Linked DNA regions of Mus musculus: region 1 is linked to region 2. Evidence: chromatin loops called from intact Hi-C (ENCODE). Cell type or tissue: heart. All regions are shown on one strand. Links, peaks and the distances in the headings refer to the core of each region. The heading gives the core; the rest is flanking DNA.

What was found. Peaks named below come from ENCODE experiments on the same cell type or tissue, not always from the same donor. Only the 100,000 strongest peaks of a DNase experiment are listed, where the experiment ranks them.
Region 1: a loop joins it to region 2, with 5 times the contacts of the local background. A loop is called at or near these places in 4 of 42 quality-filtered maps.

The regions. Positions count from the first base shown.
Region 1 is chr8:82,025,813-82,033,812 of GRCm38, reverse strand. Inpp4b (inositol polyphosphate-4-phosphatase, type II) reads right to left here. Exons shown (of 25, transcript NM_001024617.3): 18 at 584-756. Among named protein-coding and RNA genes, the nearest start is that of Gm25267, 120 kb to the left of the region's middle. In heart, for the core only: CTCF peaks have their summits at 1,573 (motif pointing left) and 4,690 (motif pointing right); no DNase peak of the experiment used is centred there.
Region 2 is chr8:82,684,360-82,693,325 of GRCm38, reverse strand. No RefSeq gene overlaps it. Among named protein-coding and RNA genes, the nearest start is that of Zfp330, 85 kb to the left of the region's middle. In heart, for the core only: a CTCF peak has its summit at 3,769 (motif pointing right); a DNase peak (open chromatin) is centred at 7,145.

The DNA.
Region 1 (8,000 bases), core at 1-8,000, 660 kb after region 2:
GAACTGTGGAGTGGAGAAAGGGGAGAGAAAGAAATGCAGAAAGCACTGCACTAGTGGTAGACCTGGTCTTAGAGTCATGATTAGGGTTGGATATAGCCAAAGCAGGTGATTGTGCAAGCCCTTATGAACAAATCTTACAGCCCTGCAAACATCTTTTATAAATGAGAGGAGAGACCAATGTGAAACCCTGCCCTGATATTTATGAGGAAGCCAAATAAATAAGGAGTTATATGCAAACGTCCCCTTCAGTGAGTTCTTGGCCATCACCTGCAGTGCAAGGTGGCAGTCCCTTCCTTTTCACCTTTAGGCAGTCCCAGGGAATGATACAAGGAACCACTGTATCCTCCTCACAGACTCCATCCACTGTTCAAGAAAAAATATGCATCTTTTCCATGAAGAAATACCAATAGTTCAGAAATTGTTCATGATCTAGTCAGCCTATTTATTTATATAAACAAAACAGGGTACCAGAATTTGGAAAAAGGATCTTTAAAAATAAAACCAAGCAAAGAGCTTAACCTCCACCAAGGACAGAGCATTAGCAATTCAACAGTGTTCTGTATACACATCAAGGGGCACCCACCGCCTGACTGAAGACAATGTCTCTTCTCAGAGTCAGCATCAAACACTGGGGCAGACTGTAGGCCAGTTCCTGAAGCAGTACAAATGTCAGGGATTGCTTTGCTCGGTTCACCACTTCTCCCATGCACTCCTTCAAGGTAAGGATGAGTGGGTGCAGCTGTTCATACCAGTCCTCTGTGGCAGGGCATATGGAGAAAGAACAGCGGGAAAGATGAGAATGAGGCTTTGAGTATAGAACCAATATGTTCCATAAACGTGTACCTCTCAGTGTTTCCATGACCTTGCTCCTATCAATGATTCATGAAGAATAGTGTTGAAAATTTCTAAGTCCAGCAATTTCCCTGAATTCAAGTCTACAGCCAGTCTCCTGTTGTAGCTAGATGCGTGTCATATAAGGCCGTAGGCTGCCTTTCTACTTCACTCTTCTCTAAGGTCAGCACTCCCTGCCTGTCTGTTAATGATGCACCAATTTCTTTCTATGCTGGAGACAGATTTTTTTTTTGCTGGATTTCTCCCAAAGATTTCATAGAAACGTGACCATCAATTCAGCTTTTCTCCCATGGTGGCTCATCTGATATCAATCTTCCCCTTGTTGTGCCCATCATGCACTGTTATCCTTAGGTTTGATTCCTGCTCTCTCCCTAACTTACTCCTTTCTTGTCTCTATCATCCTCAGATCCTGCCCTTCCTCTGTAGTGTGGATGGGAACTTTTCAGTCAGTCTGAATTCCATTTTGCTGCTTCCCTCTCCTTATTCAACTCATATAAAGCAACAAAAGCTAAGCAAGCAAAACCATCACATGTAGGATAAGTCAAAATTTATGAAGCATCCTACACCTCTGCACACTTGTTCTAGTACCACCTTAAAAAAAATCATTTGCAGGGTAGAAAGATGGCTCACAGGTTAAGAGCAGTAGCTGGTCTTCCAGAGGTCCTGAGTTCAATTCCCAGCAACCATATTGTGGCTCATAACCATCTATAGATCTGGTGCCCTCTTCTGGCCTGCAGACATACATGCAGGCAGAACACTGTATATGGAATTAATAAATAAATCTGAAAAAGGAAGAAAGAATGAAAAAAGAGAAGGAAGGAAGGAAGGAAGGAAGGAAGGAAGGAAGGAAGGAAGGAAGGAAGGAAGGAAGGAAGGAAGGAAGGAAGAAAGGAAAAGAAGAAAGAAAACTGTGGCTGGAGAGATGGCTCACTGGTTAAGAGCACCAACTGCTCTTCCAGAGGTCCTGAGTTAAATTCTCAGCAACTACATGGTGGCTCACAATCATCTGTAATAGAATTTGATGCCCTCTTCTGGTGTGTCCGACAACAGTGGCAGTATAGTCATGTACATAAAATAAATAACTCTTTTTTAAAAATGTTTGCTATGTTGAGTTCTAAGTGTATTAAATTATCTTGCAGCATGCTCTACTTTCACTCTAGGGACTTTGAAGATAGTCTCTTCTAGAAATGTTCTTTTCTCTACTTCTCTATCTGATGGTTTATCTTCTCTGGAAACTTAGGTTGGAACCTCTGTCCTGGAAGAAGCTGCCTCCCTCCCTCCCTCCCTCCCTCTCTCCTTCCCTCCCTCCGTGTGTTTGTCTTTCCCAAGGCCGGTGTCCCTCTTCACTCTGATATTGCTATGTGGGAATACTTTTGAAGAAGAAACTCAGCAAGGGAGAGGAATTTTATTTTTTAATCACTAAATCCCCAGAAACTAGAACAGGGCTAGCTTTTAGCAGACGCCAAAATTGTCAAGGAATGGGTCAATTTATGACAAAATTGTATATGTTTTTGTAAAATTCAGGCATATATGAAAAAGTCAAACTTTTGACATTATTAGAGTTCCAAATAGGGATTTTAGAGAATGGTGTGTGTGTGTGTGTGTGTGTGTGTGTGTATGTGTATGTACACGTGTGCAACTAGGTGTACAGGTATGGGTGCCTCTGTCCCTGTGTAGAGACACACTTGCATTTTCCTCCATTGTTCCTATCTTTTAATTTGAGATAGTCTCAAACTGAACCTGAAACTCACCCACTGGCTAAAGCCTCTGGCCAATGAGCTTTGGGCTCTGTCCTTTCTCTCTGCTGTCCATTGTTAAAACTAGGAGGGTACTTCATCATGCTTGGCCTTTTTCTTGGATACTGATTGGTTGGATTTTGTTTTATACATTTTACTTAATGAAGAAGGAGTGACAGGACTGGATCCAAATCAGGCCTTTGCAAATCACATACATTACTCAGGGAGCTATCTCTCTAGCACTAATCTCTCTCTCTCTCTCTCTCTCTACCTCTCTCTCTCTCTCTCTCCCTCTCTCTCCCTCTCTCTCTCTCTCTCTCTCTCTCTCTCTCTCTCTCTCTTTCTCTCTCAATTTATCATTCTATTCGTTTACATCTCAAATCATATCCCACGTCCTGGTTACACTTCCCCCAGCTCCCACATCCCACATCCACTCTCTCCCCCTCCCTTTGCCTCTATAAGGGTGCTCCTCCCACTCCTACTGCACCACTTCAGCATCCACCTACACTGGGACATCAAACCTCCACAGGAACAAGGACCTCCCCTCCCATTGATGTTAGACAGGGCCATCCTTTGCTCTCTTCTCTCTCTCTCTCTCTCTCTCTCTATATATATATATATATATACATATATATATATATATATATAGTCATGGATCCCTCCAGTTACACTCCTTGATTAGTGGTCTAGTTTCACAGTCAAAATGTCTGCACCATGTCCTCTGCATATTTATTCTAGCTTTCTTTTTCGTATTATTTTTATCAGACTCCTGAGTGTGTGAGTGGGTAGGTCTCTCATTCTTGTGCCTTCTCTCTGGTCTCTTTTCCTCCTTTGGTTTGTCTTGCCCAACTTCAATGTGATGGTTGTTGTGGTTTTATTATATTTAATTTGTTATGGTTTGTTATCATTTCTTAGAAGTCTGTTCTTTTCTAATGAGAGACAGGAAGGGGGTGGATGCAAATGGTCAGGCAGGTGGGAAGGATCTAGGAGGAGTAGAGGAAGGGAAAACTGTAATCAGGATATATCTATAGAAAAAAATCTATTTTTAATAATAGGAAAAATCAAAACCAGTTAGGGTACTTACATGTCTAGATTTCTAACATTTATCAACTATATAATTATGAATTTGACCTATGATTTATGAACAAATTATACCGTATTTTAATTTACTTAGAGAACGAAGAGTTGAGAAATATTAAATACAGATTTGGGGTTTTGTGACAGTCTATTACAATCTAAATAAATTAAAGGTGGATTGACAAATACAACATAAATGATGGAAGATTTTTTTAAAAAGTAATTAACAAGTAGGTTTGTGATAACATCATATTCTCAGAACAACAACGTCAGTTATCAGTTAAGACCTTAAAAGAACAGTAAAGAATGATAAAAAAACAAATCACATGAGGGCTGTGCTGCATTCACTATTATTTATTTTCTGTTGTGATAATATAAACTAAATGACCTAATTCAAATGGTTGATAGGAAAATGAATGACCTCAAGCTTCATAAAGAGAGAAATGCTACAATGTAAACAATACATTATGTTTCATCTTTCCAAGAGATATTGTAGACTTAAGTGTTAGTATTGGGGGAAAAGAAAACACTAGAAAAGGAGAAATTCAAGGAAAGCTTATTACAGCTGGTTTCATTTGACAAAGAGTCTGCTTATGCTTCAGGCTTAAATATGAACAGTGATTCAACTGACATGATTCTTATACCATTGATTACATAAGAAAATGGGAAAGATGACTTATTTTTGAATAAATAACATTTCAGGTGCCAACAAACAATGCTCTGTGTTACCATATATCTTCCATACTTATTTGTATACCCCATCCTCTCTCATTCTGTACCTGTTATCCTCAATGTGAAAAAGTATTTGCATGTGTGTGTGTGTGTGTGTGTGTGTGTGTGTGTGTTGATATCACACACCCTTACATATTAAAACACTAGGAAAAGACAGTTCTGATAAGTTTACTCATAGTTCAATGTTGAAAGTTAACTACAACCATGTTCTGTCCTGTGATTGGTTCTGTAGGTTTGAGGTCCCACTGTGGAATTATCAGGCAGGAAATACAGCTTTTGTGCAGTAGGTGGAGCTGCTTTATCAGGCTGAAGTAGAACTACGTTGTCAGTCATTTAATTCAAGAATGAATAAAACATTTTCCTTGTTACATTTGCATAGTTCTCAAAGAACATGTATCTACTGCTTAAGCATCTTGAATCACACTCTCCCATGCCAAAGGGGTAGTAGCTTGCTCAGGGGTGTGATGTGCTCTTTCTACTTTGAAAACAAAAAGCTAACTTAAGTGTATAGGTTTTTGTCCTTGAATGAGCTTGTCAATTCAAGCGAAATACAGCTGTTTGCTTTTCTTAAAGGTTTTTGAAAGTGGAAGCTTCACAGGCCACTTATAAATTTCAGAATGAGAGAGTGTGGGATAGAGGAAAGTAGAAGAGAGAGGGACAGAGGTGGAAACAAAAGAGAGAAAGATAGAGACCATTTCTAGTTTTACTAGAATAGGGATAGAAATACAAAGGTACTCTAAACTGAAGAGAAACAGGAGGCATTTCACTCACTAGCAACATTCCAGCATCTCCATTTAATACCACACATTCTATAAAAAAATAGTGATTATATACTTTTGATTATAATTTAAGAAAAATGAGAATTTAGAAGACCGTTATAATTGAAGAGTTGGAAGTGTTTGAGCATGGTAAGATGACTTGAGGAAGACAGTATGCTTTCTATGGAGACACACAAGGCATCAAGGAAGGTAACAGATATGTATCTTTTATAAAGAGAAACTATCAGCTCTGCCAGTAGTTAAAGGAACTGCCCCAGCCAACTGCAATGACTACATGTTTCTTTCCCATGTTAACACCCAGTGCACTCTGCAAATCCCAAGTTCTGACGTGAGCACATTAGGCTATGGAGGGCCAGAGAGAGGCAGAGTTCAGATCGTAAATGGTCTTCCTACTACAATGAACATTTCATGGCGTTCTTACAAGGAGCAAACTATGCTTCCATTTTCTTATTAAAGCTGATGATTGGTTGGGGGAAAAGAGCTCACTCTTCTCACATTGCTGTCATGTCCTTCCATAGTCCCCCATTTGCATGGTGGCTGTTTTGTGCTTCACACAAAACCATCTCTTTTTACATTGTGGTCAAAGTAAAAATCTATGCATGCACTCACATGTACTTTCCTGAGTTTAGTTTTTTTTCCACTTTACACATGTGTATGACCACACATGTATGATCATGTGTATACGTGGGAAAACACATTGGTAAGATGTGCCTAGGAAGCAGAGCACCTGTGCTTGCATCATGGTTTGCCACCACATCAGTACCTCATAGCTCATCACCTTGGCAGTCCCTGAATTGTAGTTCTCTCATGGGCTTCCTTCAGCAGCAGATGAAAAAATGAAGAGAATGTTTTAGTATCTTCATAAAAACTTGCTGAGACTCCTTAACCCTGAGACCAACAAGCAGAATTTTTCCTCAGGAAAACATAAAATGCATGTGGCTTAGCTGAGCTTTTCCTGAGCTCTGATGGAACCTGGAAGCCATCCAGGCAGATCTCTGCTTCCCAGCCTTTTACAGCCTTCTCTAATGTATTCAAGTGAAACTAGCTAAAGGATTCAAAGGATGACTGCTGGGTGCCCTCCCTCCCCTCCACACACCATCTATTTCCTGTACAGGATGTCCGTGTCCTCTGAGCTCAATGGCTCTTATGTTACTCGGGAGAAAAATAAAAGGGCCATGTAGCAACCAACTGTAGCGTGGTGTAATGCTGTCCTGCCAATTGCTGAGCCATTTTCTTCTCAGGTATTTGATTTTTCTCTCCTCATTTAAAATAATTAACTCCACAAAAGCATGTAGACAGTCTTAATTTTGGGATCACAACTTTTCAGATATGGGGGGGGGAAGAAAAGCTAAAAAGATCGAATAGCCACTAAATGCCCTACAAAGAGCTGAGAGATGTCTCAGCTCTGTTCATTTTCTCATGAATTTCTATGAAGAGGAACAGCTGAAGTAGCTCCAAAGGAAGCTGACAAAATGCCCAATGGTTTGAGGTAAACACAAACCAATCTGTATCCAACATGTGTTTTATATTACACACAAATCTCACTTAATACCAAAATGAAAACACCTTCATGGTTGAGTGTTAAGGACAGGAGATGGGGATGGGGATCTATACTCTTAGAATGTCCCTTTCAAAAACCCACATGCTATGACAGCAAAGTTACAGCTCTTTCTGAGCCCCTCTGTGTGAGCATGTGTTGAAAATTCAACTTTTCGGTGTGCACACGTGAACAGTATTCTAGTCATCAATATGAGCATGGAAGGGTAAATTACTGGGGAGCATGCCTCAGCACAAGGTACAGCGAGTTTCTTTGTGTGAGTCAATACATGTGGCCAATGTTAATCATAAGCCTAGACACCGGCCCTCTTGAGGCCTCTAATCTAGACATATCCTAAGGGGAAAATAGAAAAAGCAGGTTAAATCCTGACAGCGATAGGCAATTGAGGAAAAGGAGCGTGTGCTGGGGTCTGGCTGCTTCATAGTTATTTCTGCAGGCTGAGGGTGTTCTCTTCCTGTTCTTGCCTTTATGATTCATTTCCTAACTGTGGTCCAGGAATTGAAAACTCAATTTGCATTTATCTTACCCTAATAAATACTGATTTGGCTTCCTTACATTACCGACTGTATTAGTCAAAATACAATGACCTAGAAAAGAGCAAAGTTCTATCTATGTTGCCTAAAAGCTTTGAAATATCTAGTCCCAGGCTGACTAAATCCATTACTCTATGGTGGGCTTCCTTGTGACAATGACAGAGAGTATGGGTGAAGTACATTGCTCATTCCATAGCTAGACGGCTAAAGAGGGAAATGGAGAGAGTGGTTCTCCAAACACCCTAGGGGCCAAATCCCTAATAACTTAAATACTTCTCATGGGGTCTGATCTCCTGGAGACTCCATCACCTCCCAGGAGTGGTGCACAAAGGATCAAGCCTTTAACAAATAGCAGAGATTCAGATCCAAGCCACAGAGCTACTCCTTTGCTTTCACACAGCCACCATGAGAGATGTGATTTCATGAGGTCACAATGATCCTATCTTGTGTTTTGATGAGTGTAACGATATTTGTACCACACTGCTCCTAACCTAGATGACTCAGATAAGCTGAGATGTAGGCATTTGATGCAATAAATGCTGCTCATTATACTGATCTATTTTCTAGAAATGTCATTACTATGCTGCATGGTGAGGGCATCTGCATGCCAGGACACATTCCTGGAGTCCAGAAAACATCTCTGTGTTGTGCTCCCTCCTGGATGTGAGTTTCAGGGATTGAAACCCAACTGTCTGATTGGCCTGGAATTCACCATACCACTGAGGTGTTTATC
Region 2 (8,966 bases), core at 484-8,483:
AAGTACACCATGAGTGATGCAGTGAGCACTGGAAAGAAGCCAGAAGTCAGTGAGTGCCAGGAAGGGAAAGAGAAGTCTCTCAAGCTGACTAAGAAATGCCAACATGAGCAGGGTATGTTCAATAGGGCAGCATCTGTGAAAGGGATTAGATAGTACACGGTTCAGAGTTCAGAGCACACTTAGCCATGAGGTCAGTGTGCCCGAGGCAGAGCAGGGAGAGGTTAGAGATGATGGGGCTAGAGAAGAAGCTAGGAGTGAGGGTATGGAAGGCCGTGAAATCATTATCCAGTCTGGGAGGAGACTGGGCTTCCAGGCACTGTGCCTGCTGCCCATGATGAATGGAATGAGGATGCAGACTGGTGAAGCCATCATAGATGTCTAAGTGACAGATGGCACCGTTTCAGTCTGTGGGTTGGTAAAAGGGATGGGAAGGATTCTTGGGATCTGATTTTGTAATATAGTGTCTGATAGCTCCAAGGAGATTGATTTGCTGAGACTCAAGCCAGATCATTCAGAAACCACACTATTGCCTATACTTTTACTTACCTTGATTCAGGGTCCTGCTGCCCCTGAAGGCCTCCATGGTTGTGAAGATAATGGAACTCATGCCTTGTTTGGCTAGACTTACACAAAATCTCTGGCAAATGAGGCCTAGGAGACCAAGGTCTTAATGAATTGTCAGTAACAATTGATGACAAAGGCTCAATGTTTCTGCTTAGATGCCTGATGTGGGGTCTAGGGCAAAGCTGTTATTAGGAATCCTAGAAACTTGGTCAATTTTGGATTGATGTTTTATATTACTGAACCTTCTGGGTAAACATGGATTTTCAGCCTTTAATTAGAGATTTTAAATAATGACAAATGGACCTAGAATTTTCTCAAATATGTGTCTTTATGAGCCAGAAGTGGGAAGTTATACGTTAAAAGGAGAGTTTCATTCCTCTCTCTGGCTCTTTTCTTTTCTAGACTTTAGTGAGTGACACGCTTTGGCTTTACAAGTTATTGGTGAGACGTCCCAAACACCAAACAGAGAAAGGACACTCACTTCAAATAAGGCAGTGAGGGAGAAGGCAGACAGCAATACCTGAGTCATTTTCTCACCTCTCTTCTTGATGCTCAGTACCGCACAGCATTGAAAATGAGTACGGATGCTGAACTTTCATTATTTAGCTTAAAGCCCAACATACTTGGGTTACAGTCAGAATGGGAACAGCATTCGGTAATCTCCATTCACATGGTTTGTGTCTGCTGTCAGTCATGGAATCACCATTCTTACTGACTCTGTGGCAGAGGACCACTGTAGTATGGCACTGACCACTGGGGAAGCCTTCCTTTACCGTGTACCACTCGAATTCTTCCCAGTTTCCCACTCTATAAAAATAAAATATGTCACAGCTCTAAGCCTCTTTATATCAACTGCTTTGTTTTCTTTGGGACTGTTTTCCTGGAAATGTCCCCAAGTGTATCATTACTGGATGACATATAGTAAAGAGCTTTACAGAAATAATAATAAATAACAACAATAATAACAAAGTCTGCTTCCAGACTGCTGCTCAGGAAGCTGGAGCTGATCTTCCACACCATGGTGTTATTTCCTCTGTGTCATAGTGGTAGAAACTTAAACTCTTTAATTATTTTTCGCTGTCAGTTTGATAAATGGGACCTATCCTGTTGTTTGGGTCTTCACCATCTTTTCTTTCTATTTTATCTTTTTAATTTATTTTTATACTATTTTAATTTATACTATTTAATTTATTTTTATACTCAGCAAGCACTTCTTGGTATAAGCAATAGTGTCTGGGTTTGGTGTCTACATGTGGGATGGATCCTCGGGGGCAATCTCTGGATGGCCTTTCCTTCATTTTCTGCTCTACTCTTTGTCCCTGTATTGCTATTAGACAGGAGCAATTGTGTGTTAAAATTTTGGAGATGGGTCAGTAGCCCCATCCCTCATACGGAGGGCCATGACTAACCTCTGGATATGGTCTCTACAGGGTTTTCCCTCTCCTTTGTTGGACATTTTGGCTAATGCCATTCCTGTTGGGTCCTGGGAGCCTGTGACTTTCCTGGCATCTGGGACTTGCTGGTGGCTACCCCGAGTTTCCCATCCCCCATTGCTATACACCTCTGTTCAATTTCCTGGCCCTCTGTACATCTCCTCCATCTCCTCTCATACCTGATTTTGCCCCTCTTTTTCCTCACACCCACCTCTCTTCCTCCCGAGTCCCTGCCACTGTCTACTTCCCTTGATTATTTTGTTCTACTTCTAAGTAAGACTGAAGCATCCACTCTTTGGTCTTCCTTCGTCTTGAGATTCATACATTCTGTGAGTTTTATCCTGAGTATTCCACACTTTGTCTAATACCCACTTATCAGTGTGTATATACCATTTGTGGTCTTTTGTGGCTGAGTAACCTCACTCAGGATGATATTTTCTAGATCCATCCATTTGCCTGAGAATTTCATGATGTCATTGTTTTTAATAGCTGAGTAGAATTCCATTGTGTAAATGTACTACATTTTTTGTATCCACTCCTCTGTTGAGGGACATCTGGCTATTGTAAATATGACTGCTCTGATCATAGTGGAGTATGTGTAGTTAATATATGTTGGAGCATCTTCTGTGTATATGCTCAGGAGTGGCATAGCTGGGTCCTTAGGTAGCACTATGTCTATTTTCTGAGGAACCGCCAGACTGATTTCCAGAGTGGTTGTACCAGCTTGCAATCCCACCAACAATGGAGGAGTGTTTCTCTTTCTCCACATCCTTGCCAGCATCTGCTGTCACCTGAGTTTTTGATCTTAGCCATTCTGATTGGTGTGAGGTGGAATCTCAGGGTTGTTTTGATTTGCATTTCCTTGGTGACTAAGGATGTTTAACATTTCTTTAGGTGCTTCTTGGTCATTCAAGTTTCCTCAGTTGAGAAATCTCTGTTTAGCTCTGTTCCCCATTTTTAATAGGGTTATCTGGTTCTCTGGAGTCCAAATTGTTGAGTTCTTTGTATATATTGGATATTAGCCCTATCAAATTCATTTGGAATAACAAAAAAACCCAGGATAGCAAAAACTACTCTCAACAATAAAAGAACATTTGGCAGAGTCATCTTTATCGACCTCAAGCTGTACTATAGAGCAATAGTGATAAAAACTGCGTGATATTGGTATAGAGACAGGCAGGTAGATCAATGGAATAGAATTGGAGACCCTGAAAAGAACCAACACACTTGATCTTTGACAAAGAAGCTAAAACCATCCAGTCGGAATGGTGCTGGTTCAACTCGAGATCAGCATGTAGAAAAATGCAAATTAATCCATTCTTATCTCCCTGTACAAAGCTCAAGTCCAAGTGGATCAAGGACCTCCACATAAAATCAGATACACTGAGTCTAATAGAGGAGATGGTGGGGAAGACCCTTGAACACATGAAAACAGGGGAAAGTTTCCTGAACCGAACACCAATGGCTTATGCTCTAAGCTAATGAATCTGTAAGTGGGACCACATAAATTTGCAAAGCTTCTGTAAGTCGAAGGACACTGTCAATAGGACAAAAAGGAAACCAACAAATTGCAAAAAGATCTTCACCATCTTTTCTCAATCCTTGTAAACTCGGGACATGGATCCATGGCAGAATGAGAGCATCAGCTTTTTCTACACATGAGTCCCTTACTGGTGAACACTATTTTGCAGTGTCTTCGGCTTGCTGTGTTAGATTCAGAACCTAGTGATAATCCTCAAAGTTGTTGCTCCATAGAGTTCTGCTGCCTGTCAGAAGAGGGCACTGTTTGCTTGTATTGAGGCAGAGGAAACAAACCTGGAGCCATTTAGGGAGAGGGATGGCTGCCAGAGTCAGTCCTTGACACCTATGCTCTGTGGGAAAAGTGGTTATGACTGCAGCTCCATTCAAGCATGGCGAATCCTGTTAAACATCCAGTTTCCTATAATTCCACCAAACCTTTTAGGGTCCTGGCTGCCCAGGAGACCAATGAAATAATTTACATTGATGACATCTGGGACATAGCATCTGGGTGGGTACAAGACAAAACAACAGTTTACCCAGAGATCAGATGTGCAGCATGCAGGGACCCCGGCAGGGCACTGTGGAAGCACAAGATTGTTAGGGCTTGAACAATGGTAGATTCAGGAACTAAGGAAACTGGAATAGCAACTAGTTCACAAGTAGAGTTTAGAATAGATAACATTCAGGCTGGGCATATTTCTTTTCTTTTTTATTTTTATTTATTTTTATTTTTTTATTTATTTTTATTTTTATATTTTCTTCATTTACATTTCAAATGCTATCCCAAAAGTCCCCTATACCCTCCCCCAGTCCTGCTCCCCTACCCATACACTCCCACTTCTTGGCCCTGGCATTCCCCTGTACTGGGGCATATAAAGTTTGCTAGACCAAGGGGCCTCTCTTCCCAATGATGGCCATCTTCTGCTACATATGCAGCTAGAGACACGAGTTCTGGGGATGCTGATTAGTTCATATTGTTGTTCCACCTATAGGGTTGCAGACCCCTTCAGCTCTTGGGTACTTTCTCTAGCTCTAGATGACTGTGAGCATCCACTTCTGTATTTGCCAGGCACTGGCAAAGCCTCATCGGAGACAGCTATATCAGGGTCCTTTCAGCAAAATCTTGCTGGCATATCCAATAGTGTCTGCATTTGGTGGCTGATTATGGGATGGACCCCTGGGTGGGGCAGTCTCTGGATGGTCCATCCTTTTGTCTTAGGTCTAAACTTTGTCCCTGCAACTCCTTCTATGGATATTTTATTTTCTATTCTAGGGAGGAATGAAGTATCCACGAGTTGGTCTTCCTTCTTGATTTTCTTGTGTTTTGGAAGTTGTATCTTGGGTATTCTAGGTTTTTGGGCATTAGTGAGTATATATCAAGTGACTTCTTTTGTGATTGGGTTACCTCACTTAGAATGATATCCTGCAGATACATCCATTTGCCCAAGAAATTCATAAATTTCTTAAAGGTTTTCTTCTCTCTCTCTCTCTCTCTCTCTCTCTCTCTCTCTCTCTCTCTCCCTCCCTTTTCCTTTCTCCCTCCCCCTCCTTCCTTTCCCTTCCCTTCCCTTCCCTTCCCCTCCCCTCCCTTCCTTCCTTCCTTCCTTCCTTCCTTCCTTCCTTCCTTCCTTCCTTCCTTCCTTCCTTCCTTCCTTCCTTCCTTCCTTCCTTCCTTCCTTCCCTTCTCTCTCATTTTTAAACTCACATATAGCTGCTGCTGCTGCTGCTGCTGTGTGTGTGTGTGTGTGTGTGTGTGTGTGTGTGTGTGTGTGTGCACTCTCGAGTAGGGGAAGAGGAGATGGAGCCCAGTTGTGAGAGCAGTTGCCTAATTTGCACAAAGACCTGGGTCTGACTCATAGCTTTACATAAACCAAGTTGTGGAAGAATTCAACTCCAACCCCAGTACTCCGGTAGCAGAGGCAGGAGGGTCAGAAGTTCAAGGTCATTCTTGGCTATATGCTATGTCCAGGGACAACCTGGGACACATGAGAGCCTGTCTCAAAAAACAAAACAAACAAAAACAAAACTAAACCAAACTACAAAAATACCCCCCACAAAGTCACTTATCAAATAGCCAGGTGTACTTTTATTAGAAAAAAGTCACAGAGTGCTTTCAATCTGGTGATTTCCTTTTATTTGCTACTCTCCTTCATTGCTCCCCATGTTCCAAGGCTACCTCTGTAGAGTGTGACTATGATATCGTAGGTATTTGTAAGCATGGTTTCACATAAAAGAAACACTCATCTTCTCTGGGAGAGGGATCTTAGAACACATATTATCTCAAAACTAGTTTCTAATTTCCTTTTCACTGATCCATAATACTCTTGCTTCCAAGAGTTCAAACTGGTATATCTTAGATATTGTATTCAAGCTGTAATATCAGTCTCAACGAATTAACTATTATACTAATAAGAGATAATTAGATTTTCAATTTCCACTATTACGGAAACTGGAAGTCAATGCTATGGTACTTACAAGTTTGTACAGACTTAACTGTTTCTGTAGGGAGTACGCTGGAGGTAAAATTTCGAGGTCAAATCTAATGAGCACTTAAAATTTTAGTAGGTACAATAGGTCAAACTGTCCTCTGAAAAGGGGAGGAAGTAGGTACTTAAGACAACAACCACTGGAGTCCCTGCCAGTGCTGGACAGAAGGGAGACCTCACAGACTTTCCAGGCAAAGCTTTGAGCAGCAGTTCTCCCTTACTTGGCTATTCTTACATCATTAGAGCATTATTTGTTTCGTTACTGAAACTCTTGCTGTTCTAATGAAGACCTGGTAAGTCCCATGTACTTACTGTACCTGTCTTAGGATTGAGTAGGCTATGGTAGGAGGTGCTAAGTGTCTTATAGATTTGTAGGAAATATAGAAGACATGCTCTTCAGACCAGTGTGAGCCAGAAAAATATTTCCTCTGTCTTTTGCAGGCCAGGCTGCTCTTGAATCCAGCTGGCATTACACCTAAGACCTTGCCTCAGTCTCCCGACTGCTGGAATTGCAGGTGTGTGTCAGATGCCTGTTCACTCTTCCCACGAAGCCTGGGTCATATCATTTTACTCTTTGCTGACTTTTCCCTATATGCCCCAGGCAACTGGAATAAATCGCAAAGGCTTCACTTGAGCTTTCTAGGCCCTTCTATGGTCCAAGCTCCACCTCTGCTTCTCCCTCTCCTTGGTCTCTTTCTGTTGCACCTCGCTCTGGCTTAAGTGACCCACGGAGGGAAGAAGCTTCATGTGAAACCCCGTGAGGTCTCTGCTATGTGATTTCTGCACTGGAAGCTTTGCTTTAACTAACAAACCTCATAGAGCTCAAATAGGGCTGACTGGGATCAACATTGGACAGAACCATCAAAGGTCAAGTGCACAGGAGCAGGACTTGGAAACTTCAGCAAACGTTCAGCCAGAGGTTCCATCAGTCGGCTGTGGTCTAGGGGATGGGGATTTACAAAAGGAGATATGGAGAAGGGGGTAAGATTTAACACATGTGCAGTACATGCACATGTGAAATATCACACTGATTTCAATTACATTAATAGCATTTCTCAAGTCTACAAACTTAAACGGAGGCTGTTATGGACTGTAGGCTGTGAATTATCCATGGGAGACAGAACATTGGAGCGCTGTCAACATGAAGATGTCCAGAAGGAGCCTCACTTACGAGAGCTCAACATCTGCTACTTCCTCTGGGATTGCAGCTTTGACCACAAACTTGGCCCAAGAAGTTCAAAGACACTCCCCTAACTAAGCAAATTATTAGTTTGTTGTTTCTTCTAGGTCCAGCCTACACAAATCAGAATAATGTGAGGAACACATGAGTGGAACATGGTGAGCAGAAAGACTGGGTTCCCTGCTACCTCACTGCCACTCCAGTCACGTGAGTTTGGGTACCCAAACTGCTGTGACCACAAAAGAAAATGGAGGACTGGTCTCTTCAAGAGCTGGGATAGTTGGATTGCTAATCAGAAACCATATTTACAACATAATGGGCAGAAGGTTCCTCACTGGAGGGTTGTGAAGAATTTGCTCAAACTTCTGCCAGATGGAGGATATATCCACAGTAGGCAGACTGGGCTACATAGCCATGCCACCTTGAGAGCTTTAAACAACTCAAACCAAGTAATTTAAACTCTATGGGAATGCAACTAAATCACTAGAATCTATTAGTGTCCCAAGGAATTGCAGTGTGCAATCAAATAGTGACAGACAGAAAGGATGTGGCATTTGATCATAGTCAAGAGACTACTTAATATATTGGAAGGCTCTCTCTCTCTCTCTGTATACATACCTGTGTGTGTTAATTCCAGAATCTTCATGACTTTATGAACATTTGTCTTCTTTAAGACATCATATAAAAAATTCAAACATGTTTAGTTGTTTGTCACTTATCATAAATGATGCCTCCTATATGCAACATTGTGATTTGGATGTGAAACGCCCTTACATGCTCATGTATTTGAAAGTCCGGGTCAGATGTCACAGATGTCACAGAATGAAAGATGTTGACTGACATATACAGACAAAAATATAAAATATTTCTTTGCAGTTAGTAGTGGGGAAGTTATCTGTTATAGAAGTGTTTAAAGTTGAAAACTCCATGATGATGTCATAATTCTGCCATGCAGTGACAGCTTCTCAGATTTATGCTGGGCATCTAAGGGTTTTCTGAACGTGATCTTCAAGCACAATGCTATGCATGCTTACAGTAGGGATGAACTCATAGAGCAACCTTGCTCCTCTCTATAAACTGGAGAAGCAGCTGAGTTGCTATGGTTGAATCCAAGTCCCCAAACCTGAGGATCAGCAGCGCAGCTGAGTGAGGACATGTGAGGATGGACACTCCAGTTCAGAGAATGACTTTGTCTTACACTCCTCTCTTCTGGTCTTCCAACAGATTGAGCAAAGCTTACCACATTGGTGAGTGCAAGCCTTTATCACAGTCAGTTGATACACTGCTAACTCCTGGAAACGCTGTCATCGACACACCTGGAAGCCATGTTTCATCCACTATCCCTTAGCTCATTGAGGTTGACACATTAAAATTAATCACCACCCTGGGCTTGCGCTTTGAAAGCATTGTGGAAAGTTTTGCTTGATCTTAGCTGTCTTGCTTCAAAACTAAGACAAGGACCTTGGAGTAAATGTGAGTTTGGCAGAAATGGCAAGAACTTCCTTTATATTTTTTTCCATACAAATGTTCTCCCTGATGGTGTTTATTGATTTCTGAGAGCTGAATGTTTGGACTGACTGCTTCAGAAATCACTCTGGGAGCCTATTAACAGTATCGATTCCCTGGCCCATGACCAGACCTGGAGAACCGGCGTTTCTGGTGAGGGAACTTAGGCTGCAATATGGTAATAAATGCTCCCAGGAGGCTCTTATGCCCAGCCAGGTTAGGACCACCCTGGAAATGCCAGTTGATAATGGGACCTTAGATGAAGCAGAAGCCTAC